Linked DNA regions of Mus musculus: region 1 is linked to region 2. The links are chromatin loops, found by intact Hi-C in ENCODE. Cell type or tissue: left cerebral cortex. All regions are shown on one strand. Each heading gives the region's core, and the rest is flanking DNA. Links, peaks and the distances in the headings are about the cores only. Region 1 holds the start of Upk2 (uroplakin 2). Region 2 holds the start of Ddx6 (DEAD (Asp-Glu-Ala-Asp) box polypeptide 6).

The links. Peaks named below come from ENCODE experiments on the same cell type or tissue, not always from the same donor. Only the 100,000 strongest peaks of a DNase experiment are listed, where the experiment ranks them.
Region 1: a loop joins it to region 2, with 2.1 times the contacts of the local background. A loop is called at or near these places in 1 of 42 quality-filtered maps.

What each region holds. Positions count from the first base shown.
Region 1 is chr9:44,451,095-44,456,461 of GRCm38, reverse strand. Upk2 (uroplakin 2) reads left to right here and starts at 1,695. Exons shown (of 5, transcript NM_009476.2): 1 at 1,695-1,831; 2 at 2,269-2,400; 3 at 2,529-2,667; 4 at 2,909-2,979; 5 at 3,353-3,747. The coding sequence starts at 1,756. The coding sequence ends at 3,489. In left cerebral cortex, for the core only: CTCF peaks have their summits at 1,439 (motif pointing left) and 2,153 (motif pointing left); DNase peaks (open chromatin) are centred at 1,325 and 2,125.
Region 2 is chr9:44,601,666-44,607,032 of GRCm38, reverse strand. Ddx6 (DEAD (Asp-Glu-Ala-Asp) box polypeptide 6) reads right to left here and starts at 2,141. Exons shown (of 14, transcript NM_181324.3): 1 at 2,081-2,141. In left cerebral cortex, for the core only: a CTCF peak has its summit at 2,627; DNase peaks (open chromatin) are centred at 1,892, 2,427, 2,979, 3,384 and 2 more places; H3K4me3 peaks cover 3,466 bases; H3K27ac peaks cover 2,720 bases.

The DNA of each region.
Region 1 (5,367 bases), core at 232-5,231, 150 kb after region 2:
TGGTCCCCAGAAGCCACATTATGAAAGGAGAGAGCCAATGCCCACAACTTGCCCTCTGACCTCCACATAGACACTGTGGCACACATATGGGCACACATATAAAATAATAAATGCAACTTTAAATTTTTGAAAGAAATTAAGTTTCGGGTTTTACCTCAGACCCACTGTATCAGAAGCTACATCTGAACCAGTTTCCTGATCGTCCATTGCACAGTAAATTTGGAGATCGTCTGGTGAGAGTTCCTCCTGCTCCCAGCCGGAGCCCCCAGGTTCTGTTGTCTTCTACCCCCTACACACATTGCAGACTTTAAGTCCACCCAGCATGGGGGAAAGGACAGAACCCCATCAGCCCTTCAGTGGCCCCCACTTTTCCACTAGGACCTTTCTCTGGGGTTGGGGAAAATGGGTGGTTCCTGGAGCAGACCCTGACGGTCTGAGCTCAGGTCCTATCGAGTTCACCTAGCTGAGACACCCACACCCCTGCAGCCACTTTGCAGTGACAACCTGAGTCTCAGGTTCTGCATCTATAAAAAGCAGTGCCTTTCAGGAGGGCATGCAGAGCCCCCTGGCCAGCGTCTAGAGGAGAGGTGACTGAGTGGGGCCACGTCACTCGTCCATGGCTGGAGAACCTCCATCAGTTCTCCCAGTTAGCCTGGGGCAGGAGAGAACCAGAGGAGCTGTGGCTGCTGATGGTGTTTCTTCCCCAACTGTTGTCCCAGGCATCGAACCCCAGAGCGACCTGCACACAGTCCACCGCTGAGCCACACCCCAGCCCTCCACCTCCTCTGCTCCTGGTTACAGGATTGTTTTTGTCTTGAAGGGTTTTGTTGTTGCTACTTTTTGCTTTGTTTTTGTTTTTGCTTTTTTTTTTTTTTTTTTTTAACATAAGGTTTCTCTTTGTAGCCCTAGCTGTCCTGGAACTCACTCTGTAGACCAGGCTGGCCTCAAACTCAGAAATCCACCTTCCTCCCAAGTGCTGGGATTAAAGGCATTCGCCACCATCGCCCAGCCCCTGGTCTTGTTTCCTAAGGTTTTCCTGCTTTACTCGCTACCCGTTGCACAACCGCTTGCTGTCCAAGTCTGTTTGTATCTACTCCACTGCCCACTAGCCTTGCTGGACTGGACCTGCGTTTACCTGGAAGCCTTCACTAACTTCCCTTGTCTCCACCTTCTGGAGAAATCTGAAGGCTCACACTGATACCCTCCGCTTCTCCCAGAGTCGCAGTTTCTTAGGCCTCAGTTAAATACTAGAATTGGATCTCAGGCTCTGCTATCCCCACCCTACCTAACCAACCCCCTCCTCTCCCATCCTTACTAGCCAAAGCCCTTTCAACCCTTGGGGCTTTTCCTACACCTACACACCAGGGCAATTTTAGAACTCATGGCTCTCCTAGGAAAACGCCTACCTCCTTGGAGACAGCACCCTCTACAGTCCAGGAGGCAGACACTCAGACAGAGGAACTCTGTCCTTCAGTCGCGGGAGTTCCAGAAAGAGCCATACTCCCCTGCAGCTAACTAAGCTGCCAGGACCCAGCCAGAGCATCCCCCTTTAGGCCCGAGGGCCAGCTCCCCAGCCTGAAAAACCTGTCTGGGGCCCCTCCCTGAGGCTACAGTGCCCAAGGGGCAAGTTGGACTGGATTCCCAGCAGCCCCTCCCACTCCGAGACAAAATCAGCTATCCTGGGGCAGGGCCTCATTGGCCCCAGGAAACCCCAGCCTGTCAGCACCTGTTCCAGGATCCAGTTCCCAGCGCAGTATGGCATCCACACTGCCTGTCCAGACCTTGCCCCTGATCCTGATTCTGCTGGCTGTCCTGGCTCCGGGGACTGCAGGTCTCTATTGCTGGTGGGAGCGAGGAGGGTTTCAGAGCGCTAGACAGGGAGCATTGTCTCCCCAGGGCTCTCAAGGACAGAATGTTGGTCTAGCTGGTTGGGGTTGAGAGTTACTAGTGGTAGGGATCAGGTGACAAATTCCTGGGCTTCTTCCAGATCCAGGAGTCAAGAAATTTGGGTAAGTGTCCAAGGTTTGTGTGAGTTGGGCGAGACTGGGGACTGACTGGGTGCCATGGTCTAGTCTGGGTGCCATGGTCTAGTCTGGCTCCCAAACAGCGCGGCGTACCCACCATCTGCAGCTCAAGCCTGCCATCTGGTGGTCAGATCCACACGCTCCTCTTCTGTCTCTGCACCCTTAGCAATGACCACCCACCCACCCCGCCAGCTCTGAGTTAAGAGGGGGCTAACTCCTGAGTTCCCTCTCGGCTCCCTAACAGACTTCAACATCTCAAGCCTCTCTGGTCTGCTGTCTCCGGCGCTAACAGAAAGCCTGTTAATTGCCTTGCCCCCATGTCACCTCACGGGAGGTAATGCCACATTGATGGTCCGGAGAGCCAACGACAGCAAAGGTAGACCTCCCTTGTACCCATTTATTCTACTCGTCGTAACCCCTCTTAACGATACCCAAGAGCTGCCCGTTCTACAAGAGTGGACTGCTAGAAATCTGATCTTGCCTTTCACTCCTATTTCCCCTCAGTGGTTAAGTCAGACTTTGTGGTGCCTCCATGTCGCGGGCGCAGGGAGCTTGTGAGCGTGGTGGACAGTGGGTCTGGCTACACCGTCACAAGGCTCAGCGCATATCAGGTGACAAACCTAACACCAGGAACCAAATACTAGTAGGTACCGATGGACACCTGTGGAGGTGGGATGCAAAAAAGGGAAGTGGAGGTCCCGTGAGGGTGGGGAAGTGCCAGGAAGCATGAGTTAGAGAGGGCACAGCTAAAGGGTAGGAAATGTGAACCTGGACCCCAGGAGGGCCCAGATGGGACACATAGCTAGAAGGTGGAGGCTGGAACCCCTCCTCCCGAGTGCCAGATACGTACAATCTCTGCTTTCTCTCAACTCCTGCCTCTAAAGCATATCCTACCGAGTACAGAAGGGGACATCCACCGAGTCCAGTCCAGAGACTCCCATGTCCACGCTTCCTCGTAAGTAAAATGCCCGTCTCTCACACTTCCCTAAGCTCCGACTTTTTTCTCCTAGAGCAAGTTAGATAAACTGTTTTCTGAGCGCTCAGTCGCTCTCTCTCCCCCGCCCCAACCCCCCAGTATTTGGTATGGCCACCTCCTGTCCTGTTCAATCATCTCTGCACTAGAGGTTCCTTGTGCAGAGGGATGATGTCCTCCTTGGTGGCTCCTAAGTGTTGCTGTGAGGGGGGTCTATGTTTGCTTGACTGGTTGGCTGGATGACCAGTTGAACTGATGCTGGCGGCTACTTGGATGGCTGGGCTAAGCTGTGAACCACAGGAGCTACCTAGGAACCCCTTCAACTCACAGAGGTTCTCCCATCTTCTTCTGACAGGAAAAAACATGGAGTCTATTGGGTTAGGAATGGCCCGGACAGGAGGGATGGTGGTCATCACAGTGCTGCTGTCTGTGGCCATGTTCCTGTTGGTCGTGGGTCTTATTGTTGCCCTGGCACTGGGTGCCCGCAAATGAGAAGGGCTCTCCTGCATCCCAGGCTCCTCCAAGAAGTCCAGCCTGCCTCCTGCCAGGCTGTAGTCACTGGCTTCTCAGTGGCTTTTCTTCCCTCTCCCCGCCCCCTCCTCGAGTCCACTCCTGACAGTGCCCCCTCCCTGCTCCCTGTCTCACCTTGCAGCACTCCCTGCTAGCCCCACTGCAATCCTGCCAACACTGATTTATCTCTTAACTGTACTTAATTCTCACAATAAAGGCTGACCCACGTAGTATGTCTCATCTCCGACCATGTCTATGTGAGTCACCCCTTTAGCTGGTCCTCTTATGCACATATCAAAAGTACCAATGTCAAGGTCACGTGCATGTCATTCTCTCTATCCCCAAACCCCAAGGGTGACTTTTCCCAGGAGGGAGGCAAGCAGAGGCAGAGATAATGAAAGCCCTCCAAGCCCCAGACCTAGGGCTTGGGTTTTGCATCCTGCACTCAGTAGATGACCCAAGCAGGAGTCTGAGTTGGGCAGGGGGTAGAAGCTGGATCACCATGTGAGGGTGACTGGGAAGCTGACAGAACTAGGGAAGAACTAGAGAAAACACAAACAGGGCAGGCCCTGGAGCCTGGGTGAAGAACATGCTAAACGGTTCTAGACCCTAGAGCCGAGGTGGACGGAAGCTCCCTGGAAGGGGGGGGGGACCACAACTGTGGTAAACAGGCAGTGTCACCCTCGTCCATTTTTAAAATATAGTTTTGTTCTATAAAAGTTTTATTTATTTATTTATTTATTTATTTGCTTGTTTTTATTTGTTTGTTTGTTTTCCAGAGCTGAGGACCAAACCCAGGGCCTTGAGCTTGCTAGGCAAGTGCTCTACCACTGAGCTAAATCCCCAACCCCTGTTTTTGTTTTTTTGAAGCAGGGTTTCTCTGTGTAGCTCTGGCTGTCCTAGAGCTCTTTGTAGACCAGGCTGACCTCGAACTCACAGAGGTCCACCTGGCTCTCCATCACCCAACTAACGGTTTTATCTTTCGAGTGTGAATGTGCATATAGTATGTTGGATACATTGAGGACAACTTTTGGGGCATCCATTCACTCCTTCCACGTGGGTCCCAAGGATCAGATGCGGGTTTCGGGGTTTCACCACACACAGTTAACCACTGAGGTAGGCCACTGAGGCATCTCCTTTGTTTTTGTCCTCCCCACGATGTGTTCCTGATGGGAAGCCGTGATCTTTACTTTGCTTGTAGGGTGAACACCCCAATGTGTAAGGTGATCTTAGGGCCAGAGCTGAAATACACAGCTTCCCCTCAGCTTTTCCCAGCATGCCTCAGGAGCCTCTTTTCTTTCTTGCCACAGGGCCTTTGCACAGAGGATTCTGTGTGCCTAGACTGCCCTTGTGACTCCCGTTTTCATAGCTCACTGCCCCTTCCCCGGGGAAGTGTCTAACCTTCATCAACCCCTTCCTCCACCCTCTAATTCCTATCCTGCCCCACAGTGGTACACACACAGGCTCACAACTGTGTGTGTGATGACTCCGCTGTCCCCTCCTCCAGACCGCAAGTTCCCTGAGACCAGCTACTTTGATCTTGGGACAAAGATCTTGTCGTGATCTTTGATCTATGACGGCTGGTTCTATAGTGCTGATGACAGACACAGTAGGTACTCAGTAAATGGTTGTTGATTTCAACTCTTGGGAGGTTGAGGAAGATTGCCCAAGTTCAAGGCCACCCTAGGCTTTATAGTGAGATCCAGAACAGCCTGGGCTACACAGAAAGACCCTATATCTCTCATATTTTTTGGTTGTGAACCTAGCCTTTATTGGCTGAGTCCAAGAGACCCTATCTCAAAAACAAAACAAATACAAAGGGAAGTGAGATAGCTCAACAGGTAAGGCTCCTGCCAGGCA
Region 2 (5,367 bases), core at 78-5,077:
AGAGAACCACTAACAGCCACACTCAGGCCAAATCACTACTTGAGATAAGAAAGACACATCGAAGAACTGCCTTAAAAAACCCAATCTACAAAAAAAAAAAAAAAAAAAAAAAAAAATCTAACCTCAAACATTTAAAATTCCAAGATCAAAGAAACTTAGAGAAAGTGAGGCAGAAAGATACTATTGATAAAATTCAAATTCACTCTCAAATAACAATCTGTTCTCCAATCGCCCCTGATGAATTCGAAGTCCTGCCACCTTTAAAAGTCATTACGTTTAATTGCATTAAGACTTGAAATATCACTCAATTTACTTAATGTACATCTAGATTTGACCAAGACAAGTTATTAACTTTTTTTCTATTTCTGACAGAAACCAAAAACCTTAAAACGAGAAGACTTTTCAAAAAAAAAGTTGAAAGCTGTTAGTGCTGCCTTTTAATACAACACTTTTCAAAATAAAGTTCAAAGGTGGGGGCGGGGAGTCCTGTAGTTAAGGGGGAAAGAAATACCAGAGAGTTAAACTTACAGGTTTAATAAAATTCTCCCAAATCACCTAGAATACAGCGTCTAATTAACAGTTATTTTAAGAAAGAGTTGGTCAACCTCCTCTACTTTAAATTGTTCCCCAAATGGAATTCTCAAAATTTGGTAAATAAAATATTACTAAGGACTTGTAAGTATAAGTCCAACTCCTTCAGTTTTATTTTGTAACCCCCTTACATTTCACTGGCACCCGAAACACTAGCTTAATTAGTACTGGTTATCTTTGCCTCAAACCAAGTATCCCAAATCCATAATTTAGAAGTCAAAAGATATCTCAAGTTAAATACATCAACTTGCTCACAAATGCTTCTATCACATTAAATTGTTTATTTGTTATCTCAATAGGTATTTTCTGTATTGACAGCATACGATCAACAGTATCAGGTCCGTCAAACAGGAAGGCTTACTGTTTGTACAGCACTAAGAGGATGAAGGGGGCAACCTCTGAATCCTAACCGACACCATCAGTACTGTCAATCAAGCACAGTAAAACCTCCTAGCGCCTTAAACCCAGAGACTTCGATAACTGCTCCCTCCAGAAACGGATACCTGCACTGCAGCTTTATGGCTCAGTGGGAAATTTTTCGTCCTACCCCTTCCCAATTTAGATTTGCAAGTTATATTCCTAAAACAAAACCACGAAGGAACATAAGACTTAGTTGGGAGGAGCCCCTGGCAGAGTTAATTACAGCAGGGCCCAGACCGTGGTTAGCAATTGACAGTTTTCACACCTAAAACAGTCCCATAAGCTCCAACAAGGGCTTTTGTTTGCAAATACAGGGCGATTTCTATACGCCTCAACAGGAAGTAGGAGTGATTGGGGTTCTTACGAAGGTAAAGGGGGGCTATGGCGAAGGGAAAACCCTAAGCCAAGAATCGGAGTCCGGTAACCGTAAGGCAATAATTCCTCGCCCCCTCCCCCAACTTCCCTCGCTTCAAACCCAGCTCCCTCGGATCAAAAAGCAAAAGGGTTTCTGCCCTGCAATCCTATCTGCGCCACAAGAGCCGGAACCAGCTCTGCGAGTGGGAAACAATAGGGACTCCCCCCCCTCAGAAGGCCCGGAAGAGAACCCCGAAACTGGACCGCCTCTCCTCCCCTCTTACGCCGCCGAGTCTCCCCCAAACCCTCTGTCCCCACCAACCTGCAAGGCCTACTTGCAAGCGAGCAGCCGCGGCTCCTCTCCCAGCCGAGTCCCCGGCCAGCACAGCCCTGCCACCCCCCGCAGGGCTGCCCTGCCTCGCACTCCCAACCTCACTCGGGTGTCCCGGCCGGTGTTCCGTCCCCGCTCCCGTCTACCGCACCGCTCGTCCAGAGCTCCCCGCCGCTCCTCCTCCATACCCCGCACACGCCACATTCCTCGGTTCCACTCCTCTCCGCCGCCCCCGCTCTTCTCAGCGGCCACCCGCCCGTCCTCCCGGGCCAGGCCTGGGCCTCGGGCTTCTGCCCGAAGGGGGCTCCCTGATACCCTCAGGATCCTGCCGACCCCGACCACGCCGCCTCACCCCACGCCCCGCGGCTCGGGCCCGAGTCCTACCACCGAGGCCACTCCCGCTCCGCACCCTCGGTCCTTTATTGTTGACTCGAAGCTCCCAAAATGGCGGCGGCTCCTTCCTCCTCGGAAACCTCCGCCCGCCCCCACCCGGCCCCTCGCCGCGACGCCCGCCGCCCCGCCCCGCCCCCGCCGCGACGCTCGCTGCCCGCGCAGCTCGCCGCCGCCGCCGCCGCCGCCACCCCGCACTACCTCGGCCGGCGCCCGCTGTGCCGGCGCCCCCGATGTCGCCGCCGCCGGGCTGAGCTGACTCTGCTGCTCTGCCCCCTCCCTCGCCCGCCGCCGTCGCCTCCCTCCCTCCTTCCCAGCCGCTCCGCATGGCGGCGGCCGCGGCTCCTCCTCCTCCACACAAGATGGCGAGAGCTCGGCCGCTGCAGCTGCAGCCGCCGCGGCGTCACGGCTTCCTGGGCGCGGCGGGCGAGGGTCGGGAGAGACCGGCCTTTGACGGGGCCGAGCTCAGGGAAACACGGGGTTGCTTTCGGGACGGAGGGACGGACGGATGGACGGACGGGCGAGAGGGCTTGCCTGCAGAGCTGACGAGACCGCTGGGGAAATGAATGGCGGTGGCCGAGGACTGTCGCCCTTGCCTTCGTTCGTCCCTTCGGAGCTGGGCTGACGGGTCCCGGGCCGGAGGGGACGTCTGCTGACTGCTGACCTCGGACACACTCGGAGGGCAGCCTGCGCGGGTCCGGAAGCTGAGCTGGGATGGCCGGGAGGACGCTGCGAGGCCAGGGCGTGCAGAAAAGTGGGGCCTTTGGGGCCGATGCTGTCTGAGAGGGAGCGGGAAGGGGCACCGGGGGAAGCAGTGAGCCGGGAGCGCGCCCTCGGTCGTGGGCTATCAAACCCGGAGTGCAGGCGAGGTGACCCTTTGCTCCTGCCCGCAGTGGCACTCTTCTAGAAAGAAGGGCGGATCGCCTCTACCAGTGAGGGCTCGCTGTGCAAATGGGAGACCCGTAGATTCTCCTGCCTGACCCTTACTGCAGATATTTGTGCGTTTGTTTCTATGATTCTCGGATCCTGATGTCTTATCCTTAACCTAGAAAGTCGTCTTGTTCCAAGCAAAACAAACTTTTTTGTTTGTTAAGTAAAAATCGAGCTGGGCCGGAGAAAGTTAAAAACTCGCGTCTTACGCTGCTGGAGGGCTGGAAATACTGACAGTGGTTAAACCCTTTGGGACAGTGCGATTCCTTACTAAACACCGACGTTAGGGAATCCTGGACAGTCAGTACTTAGTCACTGACTTGCAGCTTCCATATTTTTACCGCTGCTTCCAACTTGAGACCAATCAGAGAAAGCCAAATATGCTCTCTAAACCAATGACTCCCTGCTTCCAGCCCTCCTGCTTCTTAGCTAGCAACATCCAATCAGAATAAGTCTGAAGCCCCCCCCCCCCTTTTAAACCGCTGCGCTCTCCTGTTTTTTGTTTTTTGTTTTTTACTTGAGAGCCCAAGTCTACCAAACTCCAGTGCATGCTTGCCATAGCAAGCACAGAGTAGAATAATAGCCAGTTGTCATTTGTGCCACCACACCCAGCACTCTTAATGTATTATGATGATGGTGATGCTTTTTGCAATTCTGAGTTTAAAGCATTTTTATCTCCCACCCAGATTTTAAAATAGCTACTCCTGCAAGGGAATAGGCCCATACCTTGTGTTCACTCTGGAGAGAAGCTAAGTGATCTCTTAGGAAAAGCTATGAGGCTTTGTTTGCCCCTTTTGCTTGCTTGGTTGGTTTTAAGACAATTTCTCTGTGTAGCTCTGGCTGTCCTGGAACTCACTCTGTATAGTCCAGGCTGTCCTCGAGCTCATAGGGACACCTGCCTCTGCCTCCTAAGTGCATTCGCCACCAACCCCTGACCTAAAAATTGTTTTTATTTCTCTTAAAGTTTATTTTATTTGATGTGTATGGGGACCTGTATATCTGTTTACCATGTGTGCCTGGGAACTGAGGAGGCCGGAAGGGGTCCTCTGATCCCTTGGAGCTGGAGTAACATGATTGTGAGCTACCATGTAGGTGCTGGAAATGAACCATGCTGTTCGCAAGTGCAGCCTGTGGGGGTTTTTTTGTTTTGGTTTGGTTTTGGTTTTGGTTTTTTGGTTTTTCGAGACAGGGTTTCTCTGTATAGCCCTGGCTGTCCTGGAACTCACTTTGTAGACCAGGCTGGCCTCGAACTCAGAAATCCTGCCTCTGCCTCCCAAGTGCTGGAATTAAAGGTGTGTGCCACCACCACCCGGCCTCAGTTATTTATTTTTTTTAAAGATTTATTATATATATAATAATCTTTTATAAAGATTTATTATATATATGAGTACACTGTAGCTGTCTTCAGACACACAAGAAGAGGGCATCAGATCCCATTACAGATGGTTGTGAGCCACCATGTGGTTGCTGGGAATTGAACTCAGGACCTCTGGAAGAGCAGTCAGTGCTCTTAACCGATGAGCCATCTCTCCAGCCCCCCCCCCTCCCCCGCAGTTCTTAACTGCTTGGCCATCTCTCCAACTCACGTTTCTCCCTCCCTCTGTCACTCTTTCCCTTTCTACTTGTTTCTTTCTCCTTCCTTCCTTTCTGCGTTTTGTTTTGTTATGTTTCCAGACAGAGTTTCTCTGTTGCCCTGGCTGTCCTGAACTCACTCTGCAGACCAGGCTAGCCTCAAACTCACAGAGATTCACCTGCCTCTACCTCTTGCTGCTGGGATTAAAGATGTCTCCGACTCCATGTGGCCAGACTTTTTTTTTTTTTTTAATGTGGGTTCAGTTTTATGACACATTTTTTTCTCCCTAATTCAAATAGATTAGCACTAAGCTAAATCTCTTGCCCTGATTCTTCACCTCCCCCCCCCCATTCTTATTTTAAGGTGAATTGTAATTATTAATCTCCATAAAAATACTTTTTTGGACCAGGCTTCTGTTGCCCAAGTGCCCTTAATCCCAGCACTTGGGAGATAGTCAGGTGAATCTTTGTGAGTTTGAGGCCAGCCTGGCCTACATAGTCCCAGGCCAGCTAGGGGTACACAATGAGGCCATGTATTTTTTTAAAGGGGGGGGGGGGGGACTGAGGAAATTGTTTAGTGTTTAAGGGTACTGGTTGTTCTTCCAGAGGTCCTAAATTCAATCCCCAACACCCACAGAGTCGCTCACAAGCATCTCTAATGGGATTCCCGCTTCTGGCGTGCAGGTGCACATGCTGATAGAACACATACATAACGTAAATAAATACATCTCAAACAAGATATTTTTTTAAAAAGTGGAGGTTTCCCAGTGGGTAAAATG